2 separate regions of the Homo sapiens genome follow, and region 1 is linked to region 2. The links are chromatin contacts, found by Hi-C or POLR2A ChIA-PET in ENCODE. All regions are on one chromosome and are shown on one strand. The core of a region is the stretch at or near the end of the contact, and the rest is flanking DNA. Distances in the headings are between cores, read along the strand shown. Region 1 overlaps SEMA5A (semaphorin 5A). Region 2 has its middle 69 kb from the start of LINC02199.

Region 1 (6,595 bases), core at 3,565-6,064, 140 kb before region 2:
CAGTTTATCAACTATAATGCAATCAGAAGACTTTGCTCAAAAAAATGAAAATATTTGGTTATTATTAAATATGTTTTGGTTATTTGGTTATTTTAATATTAGGTTAAATGTTTAGGCAGTGCTCGCTGTGTATGCACTGGCACACAGAGAAAAAGCACCATTCTCTTTATGCTATCTTTAATATACTTGAGAAGGTAGAAATGCATCATTATTCTCCTGTTGGAGAAGAGGTTGGCCCTCATTCAACCAGCTTCTCATGGTAAAGTCAGTGTGTAGTTGTTGGTGATAGCTGATCACTTGTTGCATGCTCACTGTGAGAAGGTGCTATATGAATGCATAGATCATTGCGCATATGTCCACTGTGTGCCTTAGGACTGTTAGGTGGACCAGCCTCTTACAAATAAATAGTAGAGTTGAATTCTATAAGCCAGTTTTCTTTGTTTTCTTTCGTCTGTGCAAAAGATACTATTTTAGAGAAAATTAGCATACCATACCTCAGTCATGTACGGCACAGAACTATAAGAGTGGTTGTTATTGTTTTCCTTTTTAACGATAGACATATTTTTAATTCTTGTTGTCTAACAAAAAATCAGTACAGGAAAGAATGGTGTTTCTAGACTACCGAGTGATATTTTATCCTCAGGAGTTAAAACATGTATGAGATGTGGCCTCTCTCTGCATCCTACTGTGGGTTTCATGTGTGGCATGCCAAGAGCATCAGTGGCCTCCTGAAGAGGGACTTCACTTGTTCTGGAGATGTCCTTGAGCTCTGGTGAATGGGCCCTCCCTCTGCCGGGAAGGTGACAACACTGGCTTTGATGGAACAAGTCTCAGAAGCAGGAATACCACAGGAGTACTCTGTGTGTTGGGCAGAGTGGGGGGATCCCCCCGGCAAGACACCTTGTAATGGAAAATGAGCACATTCCCTGCTTTCAGCCTGAGAGACCATAGCATTATCTTTCTGTGATAAATGAATCTTATCTCTCCCCAGTCAAGGTGATTTGGCCAAATCCATATCAGGTTGGTTAAAACAAGCAAAGAAACAAGTAGAATTTTTCTGATAATTAATCAAGCTTTTGAAACTTTGTGTCACATAACATTCAGAATCATTAGACAAACATACATGAAGCATGAATGTGGACTGTCTTCTGAACACCTTTTACACATTGTGATTCGACTTTTCTTTTTCCAGAAGTATCTGTGGCAAGATCCAGTAGCGTAGAAGAGAAAAGGTGTGGAGGTACGTTATTCCTTTTAAGTAGTTGTAATGGATGTACTGATATATTCTAATCATTTCCCTTCCTGCATGTTTTCTATAATTTTTCTGCCTCTTGGCCAAGAATGAAAAACCGGAGAAAGTCATGGATCCCAGGCATTCTACCTTGGCATAAAGGCTTAATAGTCAATATTTGATGTACCGATCGGTGGTTCTCAAAATGGGGTGCGTAGACCCACGTCCAGGGCATGGCCTGGGAACTTGATGGGAATGCAGATCCTCAGGCCCCACCTTGATCCACAGAATCAGGACCTCATGGGAAGGTCCCAGCAGTTGGTGGTTCAATTAGCCTTGCAGGTGATTCTTATGGGTTCTAAGCTTTATGAACCAGTGGTCTCGGTATTCACTATAGTTAATTTCATGAGTAAAGTAGAATTCAAACAATTTGTTTATATTTATAATACAAATCCATGGCAGCTAGCTTCCAATCTCCAACCCACTGAAATGACTAAATTGTAATGAGGCATAAGGTTATACCTATAGTGCTAGAGGAATTTTTCAAACCTCCTGCCACCCTGAATGTCAAAGACAACATTATCTGGTTCAAGTACATGATAAATTTGGACTTTACAGTCTGTGCCTTACATATACCCATAAAGTACTTGTCTGTGTTGTGAACATGCCTGGATGGAGAGGTTGGCTGTCCAGCCACCAAGGAACAGCCCATGTCCGCCTTTCAGAATCCGAGCCAATGTCTACATTGAGACCTTAACTTCCACATGTGTGACTGATGATGATAGATTCCCATTTGCTCCCCTAATCCGTTCCACAGGGTGTCTCAGAGAGCCCAGCCCAACAGGCATTGCCTCTGACATGTTCACATGGAACCTGAAGCTTCATAGGCATGTTTCAGGAATGTACTTATCATTCCTAACTACCATTATTAACTACCTTGATTAGGAGCTTACTGGCTGGGCATAGTGGCTCACGCCTGTAATCCCAGCACTTTGGGAGGCCGAGGCAGGCAGATCACGTGAGGTCAGGAGGAGTTCGAGATGAGCCTTTCCAACATGACGAAATGCCATCTGTACCAAAAAATGTAAAAATTAGCTGGCATGATGGCACACACCTGTAGTCCCAGCTAGTGGAGAGGCTGAGGCAGGAGACTCTCTTGAACCTGGGAGGTGGAGGTTGCAGTGAGCTGAGATCGTGCCACTGCATTCCAGCCTGGGCGACAGAATGAGACTCTGCATCAAAAATAAATAAATAAATAAATAAATAATAGAAGAGCTCACTATCTGTGACATTCTGTCTGCTCAGTCAGCAGTCTGTTAGTTCATTCATTCATTCAGTCATTCATTCAGTAATCCTTGCTGAACACCTGCTCTGTGTCAGTTTTGTGAAGGCCATTGAGCTTAGGATGGGCACCCACGCAGTCCCAGCCCCTCTGACAAGCAATCATATCATCAGAGACCCCAGTGCCTCAGAAGGGCAATGTTAGGTGTCTGAGCTAAGTCAGTGGAGTGAGTTCACTAACTAACAGTTGCTAACATGGGATCCAACTACAAGATGAATATGCAAACAGTTCACATAAAAATGATCATACCAATTAGTACCCTCTAATGTTTTTAGATCACTAATTGTGTGCTATACACTGTTTTACATGTTATAGACAAGAATATGGTGCAAAGCCCATTTGGTCCTCACAAGGAGCATTGATGTAGGCACCAAGGGTCTACAGTTCTTCATGTAACACCTCTGGAAATAGAGAAGGGTTTTGGAACTCAGCAGCTTTTAGATGTTTGTTAGAAGGGTATGTGGGGCCTTTACTCTATATTACGTGACACCTGCACAGGGCCTGGGGTTGTTCTACAACCAATCTCCTTAACAGTGCTGCTGTGAGATGTTGAAAAAAGTGAAGATGCTAAGGGTCTTCCTAGAAGTTCTGGTCAGGTCTACAGAAAATGGTTCAGGTCAGTGACATTTTAATGCCAGATGACTGATGAAGCATTACTTTTCAGAGATTTTGCACTTGGGAATTATAGAAAAGGAACAGTGCTTATGTATTTAATCTGCATTTTATAAATGGAGACCATGAGACTTAGAGGGATGATGTCACTGGCCCAAGTGCACACATGGAATTCAGCCAGTGGGATCCAGTGTGAGTTTTGAACCCAAAGCACCGTAGGAAACGAGCCCTGACAATAAAATTATCCAAAAGCATTGTGTTCGGGAGGCTCGAGCCACAGTAGCCCTGGTTAGGTAACACACTTGGACAACACCCAGGGTCCAGGACTGTCTGCTGCCTGGGTCCAGGACAGTGTAGGTCAAGAGTGGAGCAGAGTTTATAAGTGTTCCCATTCTCAGGGAGGCCATGCAGAGCCTGAGGCTCAAACAGCTGATGCCTCAGCAGAGCTGGCTAGGTATTTGTGCCTGCTGCCAGACGTGTGCAGTTCACTTTCCTCCTGCTGAGCCTCACAGTTACCCTGTGGAAGACCTTCAAGGGCCTTGAGAACCCAGGAGAACCTGGTGCAAAGCCCATCACCACCCTAAAATACTACTCCTGTGTGTCTGAACCAGCTGAGATGCTATTGGTTAAATCAGAGGAAGTTGAACTATTCTGAGATATTCAGAATGGAATTTTTTTTTTAGATCTTCAGGCTGCTGGCACTGGCACAATGGCATAGGCAGTTTAGATGAATCTTATTGTAGGGCTAATGGTTGAAAACAGTTACCTAGCAAGGATGTTTTTGACAACATAGGCATCTTCACTTGTTTATTTTTTCATTTTGTTGAAAATCAATCATTGTACAGGAAATTATTAGCCAATTGAACCAACAGGGTAGTTGGTCTGTATTCCATCTTTACTGATCAAAATCAACAGCAGAAAATCATATTCAAAGGAAAGAACTATAGTAAGCACATTCAGAACAAATTTAATGGGCACTGCTTTCCCCATGCAGAAAATCAGAAGAAATTTAATGGGCACTACTTTCCCCATGCAGAAAAATGTGCTTCAATTCAAATTTTTTGTCTTAGAGAGCTATTTTTAGTTGCATGAGACACAAAGACTATATAATCATCATAAAGATGTCAGCTGGCCCCAGCCTTTCCCAGGCACCTGCTGGAATGATTCATTTGACTAATGACACAGTATCTGCATATGGAGACTATCATGCATCTTCCCTATGTTATAATGAAACATGAGTTACCGGTGCAGCAGGAAGTATTTCCTTCAGAAGAAGGCATTGACCCTGAGAGTGCTAACAGCTCTGTCAGAGAGAGAAGAAGTAAGAACTTGTGTGAAATCAGCTCTTGCTTATCTAAGTATAGCGTCATTGTTACAGTTAAAGTCCCAGTGGCTGCTGGTGAAATGTCCCCTGGATACTTTATCTGTCTGTCCCAGGTTGGCAGTTCTCCAGCCCTAGAGGCTTCAAGACAGAGTCAAGAAAGGCCAAAGATGCTGAAACCATTGACCAACTAAGCTGGAAGTGAAAAGTTGAGGTGGTTGTGAGTGAGTGAGTGAGTGATCAGGACTGTGCTGGGAACTGCATTATCCACTGGCACTTCAGTGGTCAGGAATGTGTTGTGAGTTTTGCCTGACAGTGAGTCAGAGAGAAAGCAGCCTCCCTTCACAGTGTCCATGCACCCGAAGGGGCAGATCCAGCTCCAAAGTCCTGGGTTCCTGGAACACATTGTCTGGAGCAGCCAAGGAGCACAGCTTAGAGGGAAAAGTTCAGGGTTTAGGGACAAAGAGAGATATCCGACCTCTGCCATGTATCACAGGTGAGGCCTTGATGGCATCTCCTGACTGTAGGTTCAGCTTCCCTGGGGCCTATCAGCCACTGGAGGGTTGCATGAGGTTCAGGAAGGACTCAAACAGAGCCCCGTAGACCTAGGCCAGGTGGGCACTCACTGAACAGTGACCCTCCCTTTGACACCAAGTATTAGAGCCCCGTGGGTCCGCATTGGCAGGGTGGAATCCCTTCCAGGTAGGGAGGATCATGAGCACAGGGAAGACAGCTCAGAAAATCCCTGGGGAGGAGACAGACTGGGGTGGTTACGATGCACCCAGGCTCTTCTCATTATCTCCAGAGCCTGAAAGGCCTTGCTCTGCAGCCAGGTAGACTTGCCAGCATCACAGTGATGCTCAGCACATACCTCCAATCGTCTCACTGGGTGCAGGGTTGACAGGTCAGGGAAAGGTATTAGTGACACTGCCCCTCACCCTGGTGGTGTGTGGAGGAGACACTCTGGGGAAAGCTGGTGTCCTCAGGATGTGCTCTGAGCAGGTGGCACATGAGGCCAGTACCCCATGGGCAGCAGCCACTTGGTTCTAACAACACAGAGGAAGATAACAACACAGAGGAAGATAAGGCCCTGTTTTACTTTACCCAATTCTCCTGAAGCCCAGTGATGTGGCACTGACGAGATGCTGCCTTCATTTGTGGAAAAGCTTGAAACTTTAATAGTAGTATTTCACCAACATACACAAGGAATATCTGTTGTCTTTTGTTTGCTCCGACATAACACAGGTCTTGGTATGGTGCCTTGAAATCACTTGAGCCAATCCTATTTTAGAGATATAAGTCCATGCTGGCAAATTTTCTGAATGCTTTGTATTCATAACTGCAGGAAAATAATGAGACAGAAGAGATGCCATTAAATAGGAAAACATTAGGGGAAAAGAAGGTCATTTCATGACCATTTAAAATATCATATTTTGTTCATTTAACACAAATCCCTTATTTCTTTTTAGTAAACCATTTTCTTGACAAGACCTTCAAAATACAACATAAGTGAGAAAAGTGGTACGCAGGATAGTATTTACACCACACCAGCACACATGTGTGCTGAGTATCTCCGGAAGGGCACGGGAGAAAGTGCTTATAATAGTTACCTCTAGGTATAATAGTTACCTCTAGGAAAGGATTTATTTTTCCTGTAGACCCTTTTGTACTTTCTAATGTGTGCATATTCATACTCAAAAAATATAATGAAAAGTGTATGTGTTTATGTGAATAGAAAACATTTTAAATAGGATGAAATGGAGAGAGAGCTAAAAGCAGTCTGGCTTGCAGGCGAGCAGTAGATTAGAAAAGTAGCTGCTTCTCCCTTGTTTTCAGGACACAGCCCTGCTGCACAGGGAGGCTCAACCCATTGAGGTGCATGAATAAACTTTTCTGCAGAAACCCTGTACACCATGGATTAGGCTGCACTTGAAGCAGAACACTGTTGTGCAAACCTTTAAATAATAATAAAAACATGCTTCTGGTAGAGTATTAAAGTTTAAGGTCACTCCAAAAGACTATCATTCATAAGAGAATGAACTTAAAATATCCTGTGCTCTGCCAGGCACAGTGGCTCACACCTGTAATC
Region 2 (6,897 bases), core at 4,096-6,595:
AATATAACTGCTGCCTACAGAGTTTTGTGCCATTGCCTTGATCCATAAGCCACCATTGCTTTTTGCATCATCAATAAAAACATCAACACAATTCTGGGATAAACCAAGGTATCTCAAAATGGTTATTTGATACTTGGAATATTTCAGCACCACTTGATGTTTTTGTTAGGCACTCACATGGTAGAAAATATTTCCCGATGATTGTTTCTCATATTGGACCAATGCAAGCAAAATAACAAGTCCCGCCACATGTACACATTGAGCCATTTGTAAGGCAAAGGGAAATTCTGTTGACGAGATATTACCCTGAGACTTTGGGTTTTCAGCAAAATGCTTGAATCAACAAGTTACTGTATGGTGGGAAAGTGGCCCTGGTTCTTATGTTGCATTTTCATCCAGCAGGCATTCAGCAGTGTGCCTCAGCTATTGCATGTGGTCCTTCAGCCAAAACAATGCAATAGCTCACCTTGGAAAATGCTGCCCTCGCTTTCTTATTTGTGGTATGCAAGTCTGTAACAAATAATTATTCATGGATCTGAAAGAGTTCATCATAGCTCTGGTTAGCATATTCAACTTCCTTTTCTTTATTCTTTGATTGATTGATCTCAAAGTGATGCTACGACTTACCTGGTACCATAACATTATTCAAAAGGTTCCATTGCATAAGATTATAGTAAATTATTAACATTTATAATGCCAGCAGAAAATAGCTTTCATCATATTTCAATTTCTTATATATAGTTTTACCCATTTTTTAGTAGAGTATGTCCTTTAATAAGTTAGAGAACTCTCTGATAAGTCAACTCTGAAGAGTCTCTTTAGACATAGATGATAGAAGTATTATAATCCCTTCTAAAGCCAATGCTGAATCCTTGAATAGAATACAAATTAATTATCTTGTATTTTACAATAATACATTACTAGGTTCTAAAATAAATAATAGTATAAATAAACTTAAAAAATTTAAATATGTTTTCCAAAAAGTTATATTGCAAAATGAGACAAAAATTATACTTGCTTCTTGTGTTTCTCCGTACAACTAAGAAAAATCACCAGATTTGGGAAAATTACGTACTGAACAGTAATGAGGCTAAAGAAAATTTAGCAGGTATAAACAAAGATAGAAAGAACAAGATGGTAGGAGTACTGAGAACAAACTAGTTAATCTCTGACACTGAACGTAAGAATACTCTAAATGTAATACATTAGAATGCTCTAGAATACACATGAATACACAGACACACATTCTGTTATCAGACTGATGATGACATCACATGATGTATCCTCCAGCGAACTCAAGTCTAACTACAACAGAATGAAAGTGGAAAAGGCAAATAATGTCATTGAATTCTTTTTGCTTTGATGTTGCATACTGCCTGGAAGAGACACAGGATCTCTCTGGGGTCTTCAGGTCCCATTCTGAAGACCTCTCATTTTCCACTATTTTTGATTACTTCTCCTTAGAGGTAAGTGTGTCAATCTCCTTTTCCTGGGAATGGTAGAGTACAACATGAAAACAAAATTCACCTATTAAGCAGGACACATATTTTGTGACATTTTCTGTGTAGCACTCATAAAACTCTCTGTCAAGGAAGAGAGGTTTCAGGGCCATGGGATCTTCTTCCTAAAGGGACATAATAATTCAACTGCCCTAATTTTATAGATAATGAAAGTGAGTGCCAAAAAAGAAATTAATATTTAAAAATCACGGCCAGCTGGATGAGGAGGTGAAACAATTGGCCCAGTTTTACTTTTGTCTTGCTTGTATTAATTGTAGTATTAAACATATTTCAAAGTACATTCATGATTCTACCTAGAGTATAGTTTATTTAGTGTTCCCTTAGGGTACATATGCAATGAACTACAATTTAACTATCTATCTCCCAAAACACTCCATTAGCCATGCACAGAAACACTGTTTGACCTAAACTTAAAAAGTAAAATAAAATCCTCAGCTTCTACTTCAATTAACCGTTGACCCTGTTGTACATATGATAGAACAATAGCAGGATTCGACTTGATGCATCTTTCTAACCTCAGGATTTAGTTGACTGCAGAGGAGGAAGTCCTCACCTTTCTTTTATGACCTAGTCCTATTTAATTACCCCTACTCCTGAATACATTTTCTCTGTTATTACTCATTATCACTACACCATACTAATTTACTGGCTGCTCAGAATAATCAAAAGTCTTTAGCATGCATACTCTGACCACCAAGAAACTCTCACTTTGCAGAAAATTCTTCCTGGATGGTAGAGAATGTCCTAGCAACCAAAACATGGTACTTTTTGGTACCACTTCATTTAGCCAGGTCCACCACTCCTCCCTGTTGCTGAGCTCTGCCTTTCTTTCCCCAAAATATCCTAATGACTAAATAAGACATGCATGTAAAATCCTTAGCACGATGCCTGGCAAACGCTAAGTACACAATTTTTGTGCACTATTACTGCCTCATTTTTGTGAAGATGTAAAGGTTACTGTTCTTATCTCTCCATGGAGTTGGCACAATTTCTGTGTGATGTCTACAGAAGGGGTTTTATGTTTTCTGTGTCATAACTTCGCCACCCTGGACATATCTTTATCTACTCTTCCTGTTACCTGGTATCACACACCTTAGATTAATATTTAAGTATAAGTACATATGCTTAATGTCACACATCTGACATATTGTGTTCAGAATTTATATTAAGCTATAAATATCACCTCTGAGAAATCACAGTATTCTGAAAATCTATTAAAACATTCACATCATAATATCCAAATTGTGTAGTATTTGTTTTTCCCAGTTATGAAAAGTGTTCCTCAATGCATGCAACTGAGATACATTTAAATCAAAAATTCAATCATAAATATTTAATAATAACAATACATGGATGAAACAATTGCTTGTCCATTTGGATTTGTAAACCATTTTGAGGAATACCATCTAATGAGGATCTATACTTTAATTGCATCTTACTAAACCAGGACTTCTGAACTCGGCTGAGTTACAAATCATTATACTCTTGTTTTGAAAGACTTTCATTGCTGCCAACAAATCCTTGTCATAAATAAGATAAACTAGAAAGTAAATTTTTCCAGGACAACATCCTCTTATGACATTCAGAATAGATTTAGTTGTTTTATGATAAATGTTGAAGTAAATACCATTAAATAGTCCAGTTTTCTGTAGTTTCAAATTCACTACATGAATATTTCTTTTGTTCCTTTTCAACAATGAAACAGAATCCCTGCAGTAGAGTCATGCACTAGTACTGAACAAGAAATGTTTTGGCAAAGACGAAGGCATGCTATATGATGGAGAATATAGTATTTTACCAGGTGAATGGCTTTGCTGAGAGGTCAGTTCATCAAACTTCCACTCCAGTGGGCCACCTGTCAAGTCATTCTGAGCTACAGAAGTTGGGCATCCCTTAGCTGGTTCAGATGCCTCCGGTGGTTCCACGTCACTGGAGAGAAGAGTGCTAAAGCTCTGGATAGGAAGAAGGACAGGCCCCTTTGTATGTTCCAACTAAGGAGATACTCTCCTCAAGCACAAGCTTTGTGGCTCCAAGGAGTGACAAACCCATATCCCCTCTTTCATCTCATGCCCAGGTGACCAGGTGCCTGGAGGTGGGCTGGTCTCCTTTTTGCCAAAGACATGCAGGATGTTCCAAAAGATCCAGTCTAAACCCAGCCAACCATGAGTCATGTGCACTCTCTCTGTGACACTGGGAAAGTCACCTATCCTTCTCAATTTCTTTCTTACAGAGGAAAAATATCTCCACTTTAGAGTTGTTGGGGTGGACTCTCTGCTGCCCCCGGTGGAGAGAAGCTGAACTGCTCCTATGTCTCCCTCACTCTTGTGCCAACCCTAAGGAGGCGCTAAGAAGTCTGGAGCTCTAAAAAGCGCTCACAGAAAACAAAGAAATAAAACTGCAAGCTTTTCCATGGAGATGCTCCTTTTGACGTTTCCAGACCTAGCACAGGGCATCCTGCATACTTCCACTACCTGTAGTCACGGGACCTGTGTCCAGGGAGGCACCGAGGGAAGAGAACACAGAGATGAAGGATTCCAACAACTTTTTCCCTGAATTATCATTTAATTCTTACTTCTGTTCTGTGATGGCTGGTCCCATCATCCTCATTCCATAGATGAGGAAATAGAGGTTAAAGAATTCTTCACCTCCCCAGCGACTTCTCTACTGAGGAGAGAGCAATGAGTTACAGAGAGGAACAGTGCTGCTTTGCTGTGGGGTCTCCCCAACTCCTTTCTCATGTCCCCTGGTCATGGCAGGTAAATGGGAGAGAAACCCACAGCCATGGCACTCCTGTCACCACGGTACCCCATGCAGGGAAAGCCAAGTGGCTACAGGTCGCCCGGAGTAGTAGGAGGAGTAAATAATCTGATATCAAGTGCTTTCTTATAGTCTGTTAAACAATTGTTGAATCTATGTTTTCCAGCAGAAGTACGTGCTTTTAAGCCGTGGTTTTTCCAGGAAGTGCTGACATTAACGTATATGACTATGTGTTTTATTCTTACACACAAACACACATAGCAATATCGATCTATTAATAATTGAAGGAGATTTGAAAAAAAAAGTCCAGATTCCATCCTACTGTCCAGTTTGATTTAAATGTGAATTCCAAAAAGCTAACATCATAACCAGACTAAAATAATAACCTCTTGCTTTATGTAAACTTTGAACAGATGACACATTGAATACCTGTGACTCAGAAATTTTTAATTTAAACTCTATGTTGTAAATTCAGCTTCCTAATAGGCCTTTGTGCCTCTACAGTGGTTTAAGGTGACTCACATCTTTCCCATAAATTATTTCAATTCAAACTCTCAAAAAATTCATTAAGTAGTGAAGGTAGGTGTTCGGTTTGTGTTGCTTTAAATAAAGACACTGAGGTTTTGGGAGGAAAATGTGGCCGTAACTTTTCATGCTGAATTTAGAGTCCAGGTTAACATATTTTCTACTAAAGCATGATGTATAGATGAGATAATCTGACTGAAATTAAGATTAGGCAGTTTGCTCTTTAAGTTTAATAGTTACAAGTTTTGTAGTTCACTAGAGGAATCGTGTCACTAATAAAAATATAAATTGAAAGAAATCAAATTGTATCATATAAAATATTTAAAATATAATTACTACTTTCAGTCTCTATTGTTTTGGGAACCCATTTGCTGTCAATGGTGGACAGCTGTGGGATTTTGCTTATACCAGGGAGTGCCCGTTTCCAGATTTTTCTGTCCTGTTTCCCTCTTTGTGAGCTTTGTGGTGGTGAATCATCCGTGCCTTGCCCCTAGTAGACATCATTCCATCATTGCCCAATGCGGAGCTCTGGGGTTAATGAGCAAACTCCACGTGCGAGACTCTGCTGCAAGCGCTCCAGGTGTATGCACTCATTTGATCCCCACGCAAAACAACCCTATGAGGTAGGCGCTATTATCATCATATTTTACAGATGAGGGTCTTGGTTGAGGTTAATTAAGAAGCTGAAGTTACATGACCAGTTAGTGGCAGGACGTGGTTAGAGCCCAGGTGTTCTGGATCCCCATCTCTTGCCATTAACGTCAGTGCCACACAGCCTGGCCTGTCACAGTGCCAGGGCGAGCTGTTGCATACACCCACAAAGGCGCTACACTTGCAGAATGACCCAGTTGCTCTTGTTCATTCTGAAAATAGTTTCAAAGTCAAACTACTTGTTCTGAAACCATTTATATTGATTTTGATCATATAATTTAATTTTGTAATTTGTAAATAGACAGGTTCAAATTAAGAAAGGCATTATCTTATTCAATTATGCCATGTTTAATAAAGAATACTCTGCCCAATTATCAAAGTAATGAGAGAGAAGATGAATTAGTTTGTCCACTTTCCCAGTGGGGCACAGTTGAGGAGTAAAACCTCAGTGGGTAGAGAGGGGCAACTAATCTCCTGTGGCCACTGTGTTATAGGGCATGATACTGTGCCTCCCTCCCTCAAGAAGCCTAGTGTCCAGCCGCTGGGAAGCCAGGCATCTGAAGTTGAATAACACTGTGGGACAGCAGGTGAGGGGGAAACAACCTCTGAGGGAGAACGGCGCAGAACAGAAGTGCGCTTCACAATGAAGGCAGAGCCCATGGAGTCTGTAGCAGGCAGAGGCCTTCGTGAAGATGCAGGCTGCAAACTGGGCTTCCAAGGTCCGTGAGTGCTGAGAGGAGGGTGAAGCCTGCCTGGCAGGGAGAGAAGCAAGGACAGAGGCGTGGATTGTTGGGGTAATGCATAGTGATTGGAAGATGTATAGAGATGGCTTCACAGAGAAAGGCAGGACCTAGGAGAGAAGTTCAAGATGAGATTAAAGGGTAAACGGGAGCCCAGTTCAGGAGGAACTTGAATAGTAGACTGGGTGAATGTTATTTTTTGAACTTTTAGAAAAAGAGGAGAACACAAATAGTTCTTGCATACCTCCTATGAGACAGTCATGGTACTTAGTGTTAGAAATACAGTCTCATTTAATTTTCATAAATCTTTAAACAGAGAGGTTTATTGCCATTTTACAAAAAAAGGGAACTGAGGTGGAAAGATGAGAATTAATGTGCCCCCAGTTCTTGCCAATTGGTACAAGCCATACATTGTGAGCTCCACTTTGCCTTTTTACACTGATGGAAGTTGAGACACTTCATCTGTGACTTTGGGAAGATGTGTGTTGGTTCAACAAGTACCTTGGAAATGTGACCAGACAAGAACCAACACATTTGGTGGCTGAATTCTAAACACATTTTCCAGGAATTTTGCTGATATACAATTTGAAAGAGGCCTTTGAAAATACGGAGTTGTTTCATTGCCTCTTACTTCTGTAAGAGTAGGGCGTTCCTCTGGCAGGCTTCCAAATGGAATGCATTTTAAATCACTGCCACTGGCTGAC

What was found. Hi-C counts contacts between places; a loop is a spot of excess contacts on that map. ChIA-PET counts read pairs that join two places held with the same protein, here RNA polymerase II (POLR2A). Pooled maps may share reads with other maps.
Region 1: a loop to region 2 is called in a map of mammary epithelial cell, with 10 times the contacts of the local background. The contact joins two enhancer-like sites. A Hi-C loop is called at or near these places in 1 of 168 maps with a recorded cell type or tissue (mammary epithelial cell) and 2 of 50 pooled maps. POLR2A ChIA-PET finds 5 or more read pairs at or near these places in 1 of 52 experiments (MCF 10A).

Annotation. Positions count from the first base shown.
Region 1 is chr5:9,045,055-9,051,649 of GRCh38, reverse strand. It overlaps SEMA5A (semaphorin 5A), which reads left to right. Exons shown (of 23, transcript NM_003966.3): 21 at 1,193-1,240. Among named protein-coding and RNA genes, the nearest start is that of MIR4636, 5.5 kb to the left of the region's middle. Within about 2 kb of position 4,814, at least 3 of the 41 ENCODE cell types and tissues checked have a DNase peak (open chromatin) inside an H3K27ac peak, as active enhancers do; they include mammary epithelial cell, where a contact is called at or near this core.
Region 2 is chr5:8,905,164-8,912,060 of GRCh38, reverse strand. No RefSeq gene overlaps it. Among named protein-coding and RNA genes, the nearest start is that of LINC02199, 69 kb to the right of the region's middle. Within about 2 kb of position 5,345, at least 4 of the 41 ENCODE cell types and tissues checked have a DNase peak (open chromatin) inside an H3K27ac peak, as active enhancers do; they include mammary epithelial cell, where a contact is called at or near this core.